Regions from separate parts of the Homo sapiens genome. Here region 2 is linked to region 1. Evidence: chromatin loops called from intact Hi-C (ENCODE). Cell type or tissue: PC-3. All regions are shown on one strand. Each heading gives the region's core, and the rest is flanking DNA. Links, peaks and the distances in the headings are about the cores only.

Region 1 (8,345 bases), core at 283-8,282:
TCGTTTAATGGCCTGGATCTCTGCTTCCTCAGCTGTAAAATGAGGGTATTAGAGCAGAGAGCCCCTCAATGGGCCCTTAGCACTGAAGGTCTTTGATTACCTAAGAAAGGCTAGTTGTATGAGAAAAATTTATTATATGATGCCCTTCAGATTTAAAAGAGAATTTTGATGAATCTATCATAAAGAAAGCTGTGAGTTTTAGCTAGTGAGCTGGGGCTTCCAAGCAAGTTTCTCACGAGGTTAAGGAAGTTAGATCTTCCCATTCAGCATATCGCTTTCTCTTCCAAGGGTGAGTTCTACTTCCCTGGACCACCAGCCCAGCAAAACTGACCATCTCATGCTCACTGAGAGCTCAGTAAAAATGTTTGGTCCAGTCACGGTGGCTCACATCTGTAATCCCAGTACTTTGGGAGGCTGAGTTGGGTGGATCACTTGAGGTCAGGAGTTCGAGACCAGCCTGGCTAACATGGTGAAACCCCGTCTCTACTAAAAATATAAAATTAGCCGGGCACGGTGGACAGCTAATTGTACCCTCTGGATTTTTTTTTCTTCCATGGAAGTCAGTTTGAAGAGCAACATGAAGAGCAAAGGGAGCATTAGGCAAGGCACGGGCATTTCAAGTACATTCAAATGACAAAGTGTATTTGGGAAGCATCTACAGCACAGAGGGTAAGCATTTGTGGGAGATGATTTTTGGGAGCTGCCACAGGGGCCCAGACAGGCTGCCCTCCCACTTTCCCTTTCAGACAGGCTGCCCTCCCACTTTCCATTTCTGTTTTCTCTCCTTTGCTTCACATCTCACTCCAGATGCCCTCTCTTTTCTAAGATGCTCTTGTAATAATCCCTGTCCCTGCTACATTCCCCATCGAGATGAACTCTTGTAAGAATCATTGTATATTTGGATTGTTAACAATGGTGCTATGGTTTGGATATAGTGTGTTTGTCTCACCAAAACTCATGTTGAAATTTGATCCCCAGTGTGATGGCATTGAGAACTGGGCTTAGTGAAAAGTGTTTGGGTCATAGGACAGACCCCTCATGAATGGTTTGGTGCTATTCTCGAGGTAGTGAGTGAGTTCTCTCTTTTGCAAGACTGCATTAGTTCTCATGGGAACAGATTAGTTCCTAAGAGAGTGGGTTGTTACAGAGCCAGGACACCCCTCAATATTTCCACCCTTGACATGTGTCCACTTCCCCGTCGACCTTCTCTGAGATGATGTGATGCAGCAAGAAAGGCCTTGCCAAAAGTCAGGGCCACGCTCTTGAACTTCCCTGCCTGCAAGATTATGAGCTACATAAACCTCTTTATAAGTTACCCAGCTTGAGGTGTTCTTAATACCAACACAGAAATGGACTAAGACAGATGGGTTCCTTTACCAGATAAAATAGCATTCACTTATTGTATTTATTTAGTGTGATGGGGCAAACAGATCTCAAAATAAATGAACAGAGGGGGTGTCCCTCCTGCCCTTTGCCCACCAATCCCACCCTCTCACATTCTTGTCCAGAGAGCACCACGGCCGTCTGGGATTGGAAGGTTGCTCACCATCGTGTGGGTTGGGTGTCTGCTTCTATTCTCCAACTGACCTTACAAATTCCTGCATTTACTCGCCACAATGTTCCCATTTCTTATCAATGCAATGGAGGCTTGAGCAATTATCCATTAAATATTTCAAGAGAAGTTCTTTTTCTTTGTGTTAGGAAAATTCACAGGCTTATGTTTTCATTTTGTTTTATTCAACTTGATTTTGGGGTATTTCATAAAAATATGTAATATGCAGGTAATAATATAAAATTAAATAAACAGGCAAAATAATGATGATGCTGATGATGATGATGAAAAGTAGCTGGAGGCAAAACTTAGTCCTCTAAATGCATGAAAGGTACCTTTGAAGTTGCAAAATACAGACTATGTTAGTTGTTGAGCTTCCTGGTAGCCAGAACAAAAAAGAGACACTAATTAGCTAAAATACTTGTAGTGGTCATAAGTAAAAAACAAATTAGGGTAAGTTTTCCTTAACACTATAGCACAAGGGGCCCAATGAGCTGGCAAAGTTCATCGCTTTTGGACAGGAGAGAGTAATCCAAGAACAAAGGAGGAATTGAACACTCTCTAAGTCTGAATCAGCAGCCAGGTAATTGTACCCTCTAGTTTTTTTTCTTTTTTCTTTATTTTTCTTTTCTTTTTCTTTTTTTTTCTTCCATGGAAGTTAGTTTGCAGGATCTGATGAGCTAAGTATTCCCAACATGAAGAGCAAAGGGAGCATTAGGCAAGGCACGGGCGTTTCAAGAACATTCAAATCACAAAGTGTATTTGGGAAGCATCTACAGCACAGAGGGTAAGCATTTGTGGGAGATGATTTTTGGAAGCTGCCACAGGGGCCCAGACAGGCTGCCCTCCCACTTTCCCTTTCTGTCTTCACTCCCTTCTGCTCACTACAGCTGTGGCTTTCTGGAGTACTACCTGCAAGATGCTGGGGCTGTGCCAGAGGTCCAGCCTTAGGAAGAAGGGCACAGTTACTGACACCACTGCAGCGATGGAAAGCAGGACTCACTGCACATATTTGCAGTCTCTCTTTAGAAGATTTACCAGGAACATCATTTTAATAAAAGAGGGGCCTTGGAGAGTTCACAATGCTCACTTCTGAAAGGATGTGGAATACAGATGTTCCCTTCTATTACATAAGGGCAGATTTGCAGGCTGCATCACCATCATCACTGTCAACAGAATCTTCATTATCATTTCATACATACCTTTACAACAGATGCCAATTATTTTGCAGTTACTATTTTCTAGGCATTTAATTAAACAGTTTACACATATTGTATATATTTTTTGATGCTTGAGTATTTTTTCAGCTTTACGGATGTGTAATTGACACATTTTAAAATGTGAGTATTCAAGGTATGCAATGTAATGTTTTGATATGTGCACACATTGTAAAATGATTACTGCAATCAAGTCAATTCACATATCCATCACCTCACAGAGTTACCTTTGTGTGTGTGTGTATGGCGAGAATACCTAAGATCTACTCCCTTAGCAAAATCCAAGAATGCAATACATTGCTATTAAGTACAGTCACCATGCTGTACATTAGGTCTCTAGAAGTTACTGATTTTACAACTCAAAGTGAGTACCCTTTGACTAACTTCGTCCCATTTTTTCCACCCCCTGAATATTATTTAAGTAAAGAAACAATGGAAAAAATAGAAAATTGGATGTGAATTTTCCCATGTTCACATTGCTAATAAGTAACAAAGCTGAGCTTAGAATCAAGGTCAGTCTACTCTAAATCCTTGGCTGTAAACTCAGTCTTTGTGTTTTATTAAATTCATACACTCCAAACACTAAAATAAAACTTGAGCATGCACTTCTAGTATATGTGAGTCACTTTTACGTAAATTATGTATTAATGAATAAATACTATTATGTCCATTGTGAAACCGCTAAAACATATATTTTAAAGGATGAAAAACCTAAAGAGGAAATAAAATAATATTTAAATTTTTTCTTTATTACTAGTACAATCTTCTGCTATCACTAATATTATGAATAACACATCATTATTTTTTAAAACCTTGGTTTGCTAGTTTATGATACAGTGATCCAAAGATCTGAATGTAACTTAAGTTTCCTTTGACACAGATACTCACGACTAAAAAATATTCTATACAAAGACATGGGGATCAAAATGCAATATGTATATCTGAGTTTCTTATTAAATAACGATAATCATTTTTTTCAATCTCATCCACCAATTAGTCAAAGATTTTTGTGATAGCCCAGCTAGTAAATTTCAAATTTTCTTGAACTCAGGTGCAAACTAATCAGAAGGTCAGATATTTATATATGTTTCATGAATGGATTCAAAACCTACTAAAGCTCTTCATTTCAGGAATATCTTTAAACTGGTTACAAAATTTGTTTCTAATTTCTGAAAAAGAGTTTAGGTATGAGTTTTAACATGTAGCATTTTTTTCAGTGAAAATATTCATATAATACTAGAAATATTTTAAAACATGTAGTTTCAAAATGTTCTCTATGAATCACCAGTTCCTTTTAAAAATACGTTATTTTCTCACTCATGAAAACATCACCTTTCCCTTTATTGGATAGAATCTGTTTGTTTCTTTGTGTGTAATATTTGCTTAGTACCACATTCTGACAGCCTCTGTTGTAACAGAGAAGGCCACAGCTTATATTGCTTGACTTTTTGCAAAAGAAAAACATAAATGTATAACATCCTTAAGGTCAACATTTCTGAGGATTTTGCTATAATACAAACAGAAAATTTCATTATGAAACAAAAAAGTTTTCATAGAAATTCTCTGTCATTATAAAGCTTAGTAAATATTGCATTATTTTAGTATTGTTGTAATGAAACTAGCCAGATCAAGCTAACTTGGAGCACTATCAAAGGGTGATGTATTTAAACATTCTGAAAGAGAATGCGTGCAGCCCCACTGTCCAGCTTGCTATGTCAGGGAGTTCCCTATACTCCTCTGGTACCAGGAAGTCCTGGGCACTATGTGTAATCTGTGACCATCTTGACAAATGGATCAATCCAGCATCAAACATGAAAAATTAGAATATTAACAGTGTGAATCTAAATTCTTTATATTTTTGGATTAAAATATACATGGAAATTTAATAGTTTTCTAATGTCAGTGGATCATCTGTCCATTCTTGGAGAACTTTGCTTTCCACCACCATGATCTGCTGCCTCTCAATCAACTCTATTGCACTGCTTTGACAATCAAATGGGCAGGAGTAGGGTTGGAATCTTCTTTTGAAACTTAAGGAGAAACATCTGGTAAGGCTTGGCAGAAGTTTTACAATTCTCTGGAAATCTCACTTAAATGATAGTAAAGGATAACGAGGACAAAACTGCACAAGAACAGAGAAAATGGGAGAAAAAGTTATAAGAGACAGAGAAGTCCATATAATTTTAGAAGTAAGCAACAGATGGACAAATGGCAGCTTACTTAGGACACCCAAAGGAAGCTGAAAGCGTGCCTGTGTGGAGGATGGAAAGAGCATGTGGAGGGTGGGAATTAAGACAGAAAGCAAGCATGTTTGAGCCACAGGACCCTCAAAGAGCTCAGACACGAATAGCACCAGGCACTTCTGAAGGCAAAGGCACAGGTGGGGTTGACAATAGGGGAACTGATAGCAAGTCTGTATCAGAAGCAGTTAGATTCTGAATATGTGTAGACAAGCAAGAGCTCTGGGATATCCACATACAATTGGCTCAACTGAAAGTAGGGAATTAAGTTCAAGTTTACATATCCAGTGGTGAGCCTCTGTCCCCATTCATTTCCCTAAAAAGTAGCAACCAGCTTCATACCTTTTAAGCAAGAGCCTGGATGATTGCTTTCTGGAGAAACACAAGAGAAAAGATTTCCAGTTACTAATATTTTGGAGTCTTTTAATGAAACCATCTGATCCCTAGACCGTGACCCTGAAATGAAGCTCACTGCTTGATAAATACCACTCGTGTTCTCAGAGCTCCCACATAGACCTTGTGTATTTCTGGCTTAAAAATGAATGAACAGTAAAAATCACAGACATGAGAGGAAATATTCTAGCATATAAAACTGAGACAAAAGCAAACAGAAACAAAATCAATGAAGAAGGCAGAAGACCACTTAAAATCTATTGCTATAATTATTAACCTTCAAGACTTTGAGGAGTGAGAAGAAACTGAAATAACAATATAAAAGAACTCATTAAAATTAAAATATGGTATCAGGAGGGAAGAAATAAATAGAAGGGTTGAAACATAAATTTGGAGAAATCTCTGTAAAAGGTAGACATTTGGAAAATATGAGATCAAATATAAGAAGATTAAAAGATTAGTCTAGGAAGTCCAACATCTGAGTAACAGGTGGTCCAGAGAGAGAGAAGAGGGAAAATGGGAGGGAATGAATGAGCAAATAAATATTATTCCCAAATCTGAGAAAACGTGAACTTTTGGACTGAGAGATTCCACCAGATAGCCAGCAAAAATCATTTTAAAAGTCACAAGGTCAAGTCATATTATTGTAAGACGTCAAAATACCAGATGCAAAATCAATATACTAAAAGCTTCCAAAGAGAAAAGATAGATCAAAATAAAAAGATGGGGAATCAAAAAAGCTTCAGACTTCTCCTTAGCAACACTGCAATATACCTAGAATAGAATGGAGAAGTACATTCAAAGTCCAGAAAGGAAATAAATTGATACTTAGAATTCCATACTCAGTAAATCTCAATCAAGAAAAGGGCAGTAGACAGGCATTTTCAAACATACAAGGTCACAAATTTGTGGCAATCTTGCATCATTTCTTTTTCTTTCTTTTTGAGATGGAGTCTCACTCTGTCTCCCAGGCTGGAGTGCAGTGGTGCGATCTTGGCTCATTGCAACCTCTGTCTCCCAGCTCAAGTGATTCTTGTGCCTCAGCCTCTGGAGTAGCTGAGATTACAGGCATGTGCCACCACGCCTGGCTAATTTTTTTTGTATTTTTGGTAGAGATGGGGTTTTATCATGTTGGCCAGGCTGGTCTCAAACTCCTGACCTCAGGTGATCCGCCTGCCTCAGCCTCTCAAAGTGCTGGGATTAAAAGCATGAGTGCTCCCAGCCTCTTGCATCATTTCTGAAGCTGCTAATGAAGGTTTTGGCTCAATAAAATCAGAAAGAACACACATACAAAAAGAAAAAATGAGGTGAGGAAACAGAGGATCCAATACAGAAAAGAACTGAAGGAAATTTCCAGGAGGATGATGAAGGAAGATCCCAGAAAGCCTGGGACGTAATCAATCCATGTTGCAGCAGAACAGAAGACTCCAAAAGGAATGTCTGCAAAGAAATAAAAAAGTGAAAGAAATAGATGATCTAGATGGTTGAACCCATCAAGGGGAGATTTTCATCTGTTGAAGGGTATGGGCTAAGTTAGGAAGATACAAATACAAAAATAAGCAAATGTTAAAATCATTCAATTAAGAACTGCAAGGGAAAAAGTTAAAGAGAAGAAATATACTCACAGTATACAAAATGCCTCAAACAGATACACATAAACATATGTATATTTTATTAGCTTGGCTATAATAGTATATAATATATAACAACATATAATACATACATATACATATATGCTATAGCCAAGCTCATAAACTGTCTAGATGTTGATGCACAAATCATGAGAGATAAATCTTTATTTTCTACATTTGGAAGCTAAACCACCATGTTAAAAATTGGAAGAATATTCAGAACAAACATTTATGAAAGCAGAAAAAAGAAGAAGAGAGTTGAATGTGGCAGCCTCACATAAGTGGGAACTTGGGGTGGAGAGAAGTTGGGTAAAACCTAAAATCCTCAAAGAATTATTTGAAAATTTTAAAAGAAAGATACATGTATTATTTTATAAAAATAAAAATTAAAAGAAATGCAAAAACAGACTAATAAGGGCAGAATGTAAGAGTAATAGCTAACATTACTGCATATATATTGTGTTTGAAGCACTCTACATGATTTAACTCATTTTCTCTTCCCAGCAATTGTATGAGCTAAGTGCTATTGTTATAATACACATTTTTAAGATCAGGGTACTAAGGTCCAAAGACCTTAAGTAAGTTGCTCAAGGGTGCACAGCTAGGAAGCAGTAAAAGCAGAATTTTAACCCACACAGCCTGGGCCCAGAGCCTTCAATCTTCAACTCTCTGTTATACTACAAAGGAAGACACTTAAAAGCTACAACAAGAACGTTTGTTTGATTAAAAGTTCATCAACCTCTGCAGGAAGTTTCTCCAGGCAGGACCAGGAACTTTCCCAAAGTCTGCACCCACATAAAGACTGGTGGACAGCTATGGTTCCAGTATTCTCTGTCTTATACTTTTGTGGATGATTTTAGCTTAGAGAATTATCCAACATGGTCATTTAAAACGTTCCAATAAAGCACCCCCAGAATGTCTAAAGAAAGGCAGATTGCTGAAAGGCTGTGCTGAAAATGTACTCTCACTAACTTACATCACGTACCAATGATTGTAATTAGAATTAGATGGAGAAAGAACTGTGTGGGTCTCAAGCGGCTCCAAGAATCAAAGTGGAATTTTTTTCTTAATGGTCACAAGACTACTGCACACTTACATGACATGTTAAGAAATTAAAGATTTAAATCAGTCTTCCATATCTCTAAATTTGGAAACAGTTGATAGATTCTTCAGCTATAGATTCAATAAAAATAAGATCAGATAAAAGCAGAAATGACTGCACAATTTATGCAATATTTAATCCATCCTACAAAAAGACTCTGCATGGAGCACAAACAGAAGCTACATGACAAGTTTTGCTCTGTTCAATTTT
Region 2 (8,345 bases), core at 270-8,269, 72 kb before region 1:
TTTGTAAATAAATGTTGTGCTCATATAGTTTCAAGAAATTACTGTGGTTAAGGTGTAGTCAACCAAGAAATGTTTTATTTTCAAAAGGTCATACATACTGTTTTTAAGTCTTTACTAACATCACATGCCCACCAAAGTGGGACATGATCTATTTTTCTCATAGCGCTCGTGGCAGACTCATATATTGTGATATAGAAATTTTATTTTAAACACAACAATAGTAAAAGGATATATGTATAAAAGTAAATCTTGTATTCTTAAGTCCTAAATCTCCCTAGACCTGAAAACAAAAATGTCAAACCAGAAGCCAATTTATTTTAAAAAATAAGAGTTTGGGCCTGGCGCGGTGGCTCACGCCTGTAATACCAGCACTTTGGGAGGCTGAGGTGGGCGAGTCACGAGATCAGGAAGTCCAGAACAGCCTGGCTAACACGGTGAAACCGCGTTTCTACTAAAAAATACAAAAAATTAGCCGGGCGTGGTGGCACGCGTCTGTAGTCCCAGCTACTCAGGAGGCTGAGGCAGGAGAATCCCTTGAACCCAGGAGGCCGAAGTTGCAGTAAGCCGAGATTGTGCTACTGCACTCCAGTCTGGAGACAGAGCGAGACTTTGTCTCAAAAAAAAAAAAAGTGTTTGATCAGTAGATCTCACATCACTTTTCACAGTCTCCCTTTCCACACTTAGAACCATGAGCACTGTAAGCATACAGTAAAAACTTCCCAGATGCACACCAACTGTTCTTTCTCTTATCATAGTCATGCTCCATGTTTTGTTATAACCAGGTTACTTAAGGCAACTGGCACTATTTTTCGCTGTCTTCTTTTTACCTCTTATAAAAGAAAATAGTCTTCAGTACTTTGATCATGACCCTTCAGAATATCCTATTCTGGCCGGCTTTCAATATCTGCTTCCTATACAGACAGGTGTAAATGCACTAGAGTTCCTTACTTTCCTGGGTTGCTGTTAGAGGATAAGAAACTTTAGTAACAATTTATGGCCCTAGGTACTATGATGCCTGAACTACCTCTGGTCTACCCTGGGATCTATTTGAACGCAGTGTTCTAAGGCAGTTAAATCAAACAATTATCATGTTTTAACTTGATTTAATAGCACACATTAAAATCCTGCGGAATTAATTACATAAAATGAGCACAATTAGCCACAGCACAACAACTATAAAGAAAGAGATTGCATGTGATTGTGTCAGGGTGAGCCACAGGACCCTGGGGGTAGCATCTCCAGTTGTGTTATGTGACAGCCGAAACCTGCTGGAGGAAAACATCTAGGAAAACATCTTGCTTACAGAGTTGGAGTGGAATTCTGGTGACTCCACTGAATCCTAAAAAGAATGGTAAAAGGTTTTAGAGGAATTTTCTATAACCCTGATAAATAAATGAAAATTATAATAAGATATATTTTGGTCTCTTAAATATTAAATTAACCATAGAATAAAGTCCTTCTTATTCTAACATTTGGAGATCAAAAGCCTAGCAGCCCATTTCCCAGTCAAAAGGATCACACGCAAGACACATAGCTGGAAAACAGAAAAATAAATTCAAGGGAAACACACAGTCCTTTCTCAGATGTGATCAAGGATCACAAGGCAATGGAGGGGATCTAGGGCTATGAAAGCAAAAGTATAAAACAGACAAAGGAAACAGTCCCCCCCACCAAAAAATCCAAATGTTTAGATATCTACTTCCAGCATGACACCAGGAGGGGCTCCACAGACATGCTTCCCAGTGAAAATGGTGAAATTATAAAAACAAACAGTTCAGTGAGATGGAGATTTCATTCCAGGTGCAGTTAACAATACAGGACTATCTGGACCCTCAGATCCCACATGTAGGACTATCTTCACAGAAGAAGCGGCCATTGGCAGGTCTCAGATCGTTCCTAGCTACCTGTTGATGAGGCCAAGTTCTAGGTGAATGCCAAAAAGTGGATGCTCCCTTTTTCTGCCTAGTCCTCCATGCTGGGATTGTGGCAGGCTGGGTCTCAGTAATTCAGGCCTCCATAACAACTGTTTCAGTATTGACTGAGTGGTTAAGTTAAATATTAAAAGCTAAACAAAAGCCAGTGCCCTTATACCAAGGCTGAAATATGACAAAAGCCCACCAAGAGTTTTGCCTAGGTCTTTCCTAGGCCTTAAAACATGACAAAATAACAAAGGAATTGTTAACAGGACCCATTTAGGATTAAACAAGTTTTATTGGGGGGATCTGAAGAAACTCCCCAGGCCTCCATAAACAAGCTTATTGGAGGTCTGAAGGAACTCCCCAAACCTCTGTAGTTTAGCAGGAGACAAGATAGGGGTAATCACCCCAGCACCTGTACCCATTTAGATTAAGTAAATTTACTGAGGCTCCAGAGGAAGGTCTTCAGGACTCAGACCTTAGTTATAGATTAAAAGAAGTTAATCACTTATGTCTTTAGATGCATTCACACTTACACATAGACATATAGCTTAGAAGGTATATAAGCTCTGGAAATTTTTGTAATTTTGAGTTGGTCTGGTGATAATTTCCAGGCCTTCTGTAACTGGTTGCAGAAATAAAAGCTCTCTTCCTCCCCAGTTCATCTGTAACTCCTCACTGGGCCATGAGAAAGAGCAGCCCAACCCTCAATTTGGTCCGGGAACAGGACGGAGGCTCTACTTTGGGCAGGACACTAATAGGAATCCTAGGACCCTGATGGTGCTTGCTCTTGCTCAGATCCTGAAGTGGGGGTTAAACTCAGAGAGAAGCATGTCATTTTCTCCACACACAGAACCTTGATTAAGAGATTTTGCTAGGCCGGGCATGGTGGCTCACACCTGTAATCCCAGCACTTTGGGAGGCCGAGGCGGGCGGATCACAAGGTCAGGAGTTCGAGACCATCCCGGTGAACACGGTGAAACCACGTCTCTACTAAAAATACAAAAAAAAAAAAAAAAAATTAGCCAGGCGTGGTGGGCACCTGTAGTCCCAGCTACTCAGGGAGACTGAGGCAGGAGAATGGCATGAACCCAGGGGGCAGAGCTTGCAGGGAAAGGAGATTGCGCCACTGTACTCCAGCCTGGGCGACAGAGCAAGGCTCCGTCTCAAAAAAAAAAAAAAGATTTTGCTCATGGATGAAAGAAAAGAACAGAAAACAGAAATCTCTTAATTATTTCCTAAAGAAATTGACTTCATTTGCAACAGAGCCAGGAAAAGTTCAGGCCTAAGGGCACAATCAAAACCAGCTGATATTGTGGTAAAAGACAACTTTAGGCTTACTAGTTTGTCAGAGAGGTCCAAGGAAGGAGACAGCTGGGAGGAGCCCTCCGGGGTTCCACATGAATCTCAAACATTGACCTGAAAACTATTCAAAAGAGCCACAATAGATTGAATAGTCTGTAGAACAATTTATGCCCCCAGGACATAACCAGTTTGTGCGTAGTGGAGTTTAATAACTAGGTGTGACCAGGGAAAGAAAAAGTCAAAGATAGCTTTGCCAACACCACTGTCATCCTAGGGTGACTCAGGGTATACCCAAGGCCTTACCACCAAAGAATAACATCAGAAACTTCAGGCAATGGAGCTATAACGAGAAAGAACAAGAGGAAAATAAACCTCACTAAATGATCCAGACAGTAACAAAAGTTGTCAGTAAGCAAAGAGCAATTCCAAGTCCTAGGGATGGGGAGAAGTACTCAGAGTTACAACAGTATGTTCTCTACAGTGGGGTTTTAGGTAACATTTTTGTCTAGTATCCAACAAAAAATATTGTGAGACATATAAGAAACAGGAAATTGTGACCCATACCTCCAAAAAATAGACAACAGAAACTGACTGTGAGAGTGACCAGATGTCATATTTAAAAGGCAAAGTTTCAAGTAACTGTTATAAATATTTTCAAAAAAACGAAAAGAAACCATGTTTTAAAAGATAAAGATATGATGACAATGTTGCACCTAATAGAGTACCACTAAAGAGACAAATATTATTTTTTTAAAAAGCCAAACGTAAATTCTGGAGTTGAAAAGTATAACAACTAAAAGAAAAATTTAGTAGAGGGACTCAACAGTGGATTTAAACTGGCAGAAGAAAAATTAGCAGACTTGGGGATAGATTGACAAAGATTATGTAACCTGAAGAACAGAGAAACAAAAGAATAAAAAAAATTAGCAGAGACTCAGAAAAGTTGTGACACTAAGCACACCAATTACCAATATATACATAATGGGCAAACCAAAAGAAGAGAGAAAAGAGCAGAAAAAAATATTTGGAGAAATAATGGCTTAAAAATTTTCCAAATTTTGTAAAAAACAGTGATCTACACATGCAGAAAACTCAACAAACGTCAAGTAGAACAACCAAAAAGAGAGTCACAGACACGTGACAGTAAAATTCTAAAATCTTAAGACAGAGAAAGTTTTGAAAGCAGAAAGAGAAAACTGGCTTATCATTTAAAAGAGAATCTCAATAAGATTAACAGCTGACTTCTCAATAGAAACAACAGTAGCCAAAGGGCAGTGTGATAACATATTTAAAAAAACCTGTCAACAGAGAATCCTACAACTAGTTAAGGTATCATTAAAAAAATCATGACAAAAAAGAAAAGAAAAGACGCCTTGAGATAAACAAAAACTGAGAATTTGTTGCTAGAAGACAAGACTTACGAGAAGTACTAAAATAAATTCTTCAGGCTGAAAGCAAGTAAGTCTAGAGAGTAATTTGAGTTTACACAAAAATACATGCACACAAAAAGCCATTAAAAGTAATTATGTAATTATAAAGGACAGTATAGATGCATATTTCTTTTCCCTTATTCTCGTAAGTAATGTAAAAAGCAATTATATTAAAAAGTCTGTGTATAATGTATGCTGTGCCCTATAAGACATAGAAATAGAATATATTGCCAGTAACAGCACAAGATGAAATGAGTAGGAGCAAAGCTATGTTGGGATAAAGAGATTACTTCAGATTGTAACTCAAATACACAGGAAGAAATGGAGAGAAACAGAAATGATTAAAGGTGGGGAAGTGATTAAAAATAAATAGGAGTAGGGTGGGGCACAGTAGCTCATGCCTGTAATCCTAGCACTTTGGGAGGCCAAGGCAGGTGGATTGCCTGAGCTCAAAAATTCAAGACCAGACTGGGCAACATGGTAAAACCCGGTCTCTACCAAAAATAAACATAAAAAATTAGCCAGGCATGGTGGCATGTGTCTGTGGTTCCAGCTATTCGGGAGGCTGAGATGGGAAGATCACTTGAGCCTGGGAGGTGGAAGTTGCAGTGAGCTGAGATTGTGCTACTGCACTTCAACCTGGGTGACAGAGTGAGACCCTGTCTCAAAATAAATAAATAAATAAATACATAAATAGGAGTAACATTCCTATCGCTCACTGCAATTAAGTTAGCACAAATCTGATAGAAATGACAGAAGAAATAGAAAATTCAACAATAATAGTTAGAAACTTCAATACCTCATTTCCAATAGTAGACAAGCAATGAGGAAAAAGATCAACAAAGAAGTAGAAGACTTCAGTAAAAATCTAAAAATCAGCTAGACCTAACAGACATCTATAGGATACTCTACACAACAGTAGGAGAACATGCTTTGTTCTCAAGTGCACACAAAACATCTCCAGGACAGACCACAAGCTAGGCCATAAAATAAACCTCACTAAAGTTTAAAGTACTGAAATAACATTAAGTATGTTTTGTTATTGATTCTTAATTTCATTTCACTGGGATCTGTGACGGTTAATACTGTCAACTTGATTAGATTGAAGGATGCAATATTGATCTTGGGTGTATCTGTAAGGGTGTTGCCAAAGGAGATTAACATTTGAGTCAGTGGGCTGGGGAAGGCAGACCCACCCTTAATTCAGTGGGCACCATCTAATCAGCAAACATAAAGCAGACAGAAAAACATGAAGTGGTGAGATGGGCCTAGCCTCCCAGCCTACATCTTTCTCCCGTGCTGGATGCTCCCTGCCCTCAAACATCAGGCCCCAAGTTTTTCAATTTTGGGACTCGGACTGGCTGTCCTTGCTCCTCAGCTTGCAGATAGCCTATTGTGGGATCTTGTGATCATGTAAGTTGATAAGTAAGCTTGTCTATGTCTATGTCTGTCTATGTCTATGTCTATGTCTATGTCTATGTCTATGTCTATGTCTATGTCTATGTCTATGTCTAGTCTATGTCTATGTCTCTAGCTCTAGCTCTAGCTCTATCTCTACCTCTATCTCCTGTTAGTTCTGTCCCTCTAAGAGAACCCTGACTAATACAGGATCTGAATTTAGGAATCAATAACAAAAACAATTTTGGGAAACTCATAAATATGTGTAAAGTAAATAAAATAGTCTTAAATAACCAAGGGATTAAAGAAGAAACCAAAGAGAAATTAGAAAATACTTTGAGATGAATGAAAATGAAGACACACTTACAAAAAAATGAAAAAAAAATATGTGGAGTGCAGCTAAAACAGTGCTTGGAGGAAAGTTTATAGTTATAAATGCCTGTATTAAGAAAGAAGACACATATCAAATCAGAAACCTAATCTTCTACCATAAGACACCGAGAAAAGAACCAAACCTAAAAAATAAGGAGGAAGAAATTAAGATTACAGTGGAACTTACCGATATAGAGAATAGAAAAACAATAGAGAAAAATGGATGAAACGAAAAGCTATTCACTTGAAGAGAACAATACAATTAACAAACTTTTAGTAGCTAGACTGACCAAGAAGAAAAAGAGAAAACTCAAATGATTAGAATCAGAAATGAAACAAGGAAATTAAGGCCAACTTTACAGAAATATAAAGTATCATAAGGGAATACTAAGAACAATTGTATGCAGATAAATCAGATAACTTAGATGAAATGGACAAATTGCCAGAAAGACACAAACTACTGAAACTAATTCAAGAGAAATAGGCCATTTAAATAGATACATAATGAGTAAAGAGATTTTATTAGTCAAACAAACAAACAATAAACCAAAAAAAACCCAAAAAAATGAGGAACACTTCTCAAATCATTCTATGAGGGCGGCATTACCTCGATAAGAAAACCAGACAAAGTCATTCACAAGAAAACTATAGAATGATACTTCTTACAAAAATGGGTGCAAAAATTCTCGATAAAATAATACCAAACAAAATCCAGGGACTGGGCACAATGGCTCATGCCTGTTATCCCAACACTTTGGGAGCCTGAGGTGGGAGGATCATTTCAGGCCAGAAGTTCTGAGACCAGCTTGGGAAACAGAGTGAGACCCTGTCTCTACAAAAAATTTAAAATTAGCTGAGCATAATGGTGCATGCCTATAGTCTCAGCTACTCAGGAAGCTAAGGTGGGAGGCCTGCTTGTTCCTGGAAGGTCGAGGCTACAGTGAATCATGCTCATGTCACTGCACTCCAGCCTGGGCAACAGGGTGAGACCCTGTTTAACTGAAAAAAAAAAAAAAAAAAAAAAAAAAAAAATTCAGGAACATTTATAAAGACAATTATACACCATAACTAAGTGAGACTGAGACTTATTATAGGAATACAAGGTTGGTTTAACATTCATAAATTGGTATTGTGAATGAAATATAAAGCAAAAATCCTCGAAAAAAAAACCCAAAGCAAACCAAAAAAAATTGACAATATGTGACACTCTTTCATATTAAAGCGCTCAACAAACCTAAGGCTAGAAGTGAACTTTATCACCCTGATAAGGGTATGTATGCAAACCCATAACAAATATTATATTTAACAGTGAAAGAATGGATGCCTTCCCACTCAAATAAGAAGAAAGACACATGGCCGGATGCAGTGTCTCATACCTGTAATCCCAGCCCTTTGGGTAGCTGAGGCGGGTGGATCACCTGAGGTCAGGAGTTCGAGACCAGCCTGGTCAACATAGTGAAACCCCATCTCTACTAAAAAACACAAAAATTAGCTGGGCCTGGTGGTGCACAACTGTAATTCCAGCTACTCAGAAGGCTGAGGCAGGAGAATTGCATCAATCTGGGAGGTGGAGATTGCAGTGAGCCAAGATCACACCACTGCATTACAGCCTGGGCAACAGAGTGAGACTCTGTCTCAAAAATAAAGAAAGACACAGATATCTGCTCTCATCAGTTTCATTCAACATTAGACTGGAGGTTCTAGCCAAAGCAATTGAAACAGAAACAGAAATAAAAGGTACCCAAATTGGAAAGGAAAAAGTAAAACTATTTTTATTCACAGATACATAATCATGTATACAGAAAGTCCTAAGAAATCCACTAAACAGCTATTAGAACTAATAAATGAGTTCAGCAAACTAGCAGGATAAAAAATCAATTGCATTTCTATATACTTGAAATGACCAGTCTGAAAATGAAATTAA

The links. Hi-C counts contacts between places; a loop is a spot of excess contacts. Peaks named below come from ENCODE experiments on the same cell type or tissue, not always from the same donor. Only the 100,000 strongest peaks of a DNase experiment are listed, where the experiment ranks them.
Region 2: a loop joins it to region 1, with 4 times the contacts of the local background. A loop is called at or near these places in 2 of 110 quality-filtered maps.

Annotation. Positions count from the first base shown.
Region 1 is chr1:233,985,290-233,993,634 of GRCh38, reverse strand. The region is part of intron 2 of SLC35F3 (solute carrier family 35 member F3); the gene reads right to left. Among named protein-coding and RNA genes, the nearest start is that of SLC35F3, 85 kb to the right of the region's middle. In PC-3, for the core only: no CTCF peak of the experiment used is centred there; a DNase peak (open chromatin) is centred at 4,154; H3K4me3 peaks cover 886 bases; H3K27ac peaks cover 5,457 bases.
Region 2 is chr1:234,057,437-234,065,781 of GRCh38, reverse strand. The region is part of intron 2 of SLC35F3 (solute carrier family 35 member F3); the gene reads right to left. Among named protein-coding and RNA genes, the nearest start is that of SLC35F3, 160 kb to the right of the region's middle. In PC-3, for the core only: no CTCF peak of the experiment used is centred there; a DNase peak (open chromatin) is centred at 3,341; H3K4me3 peaks cover 472 bases; H3K27ac peaks cover 4,819 bases.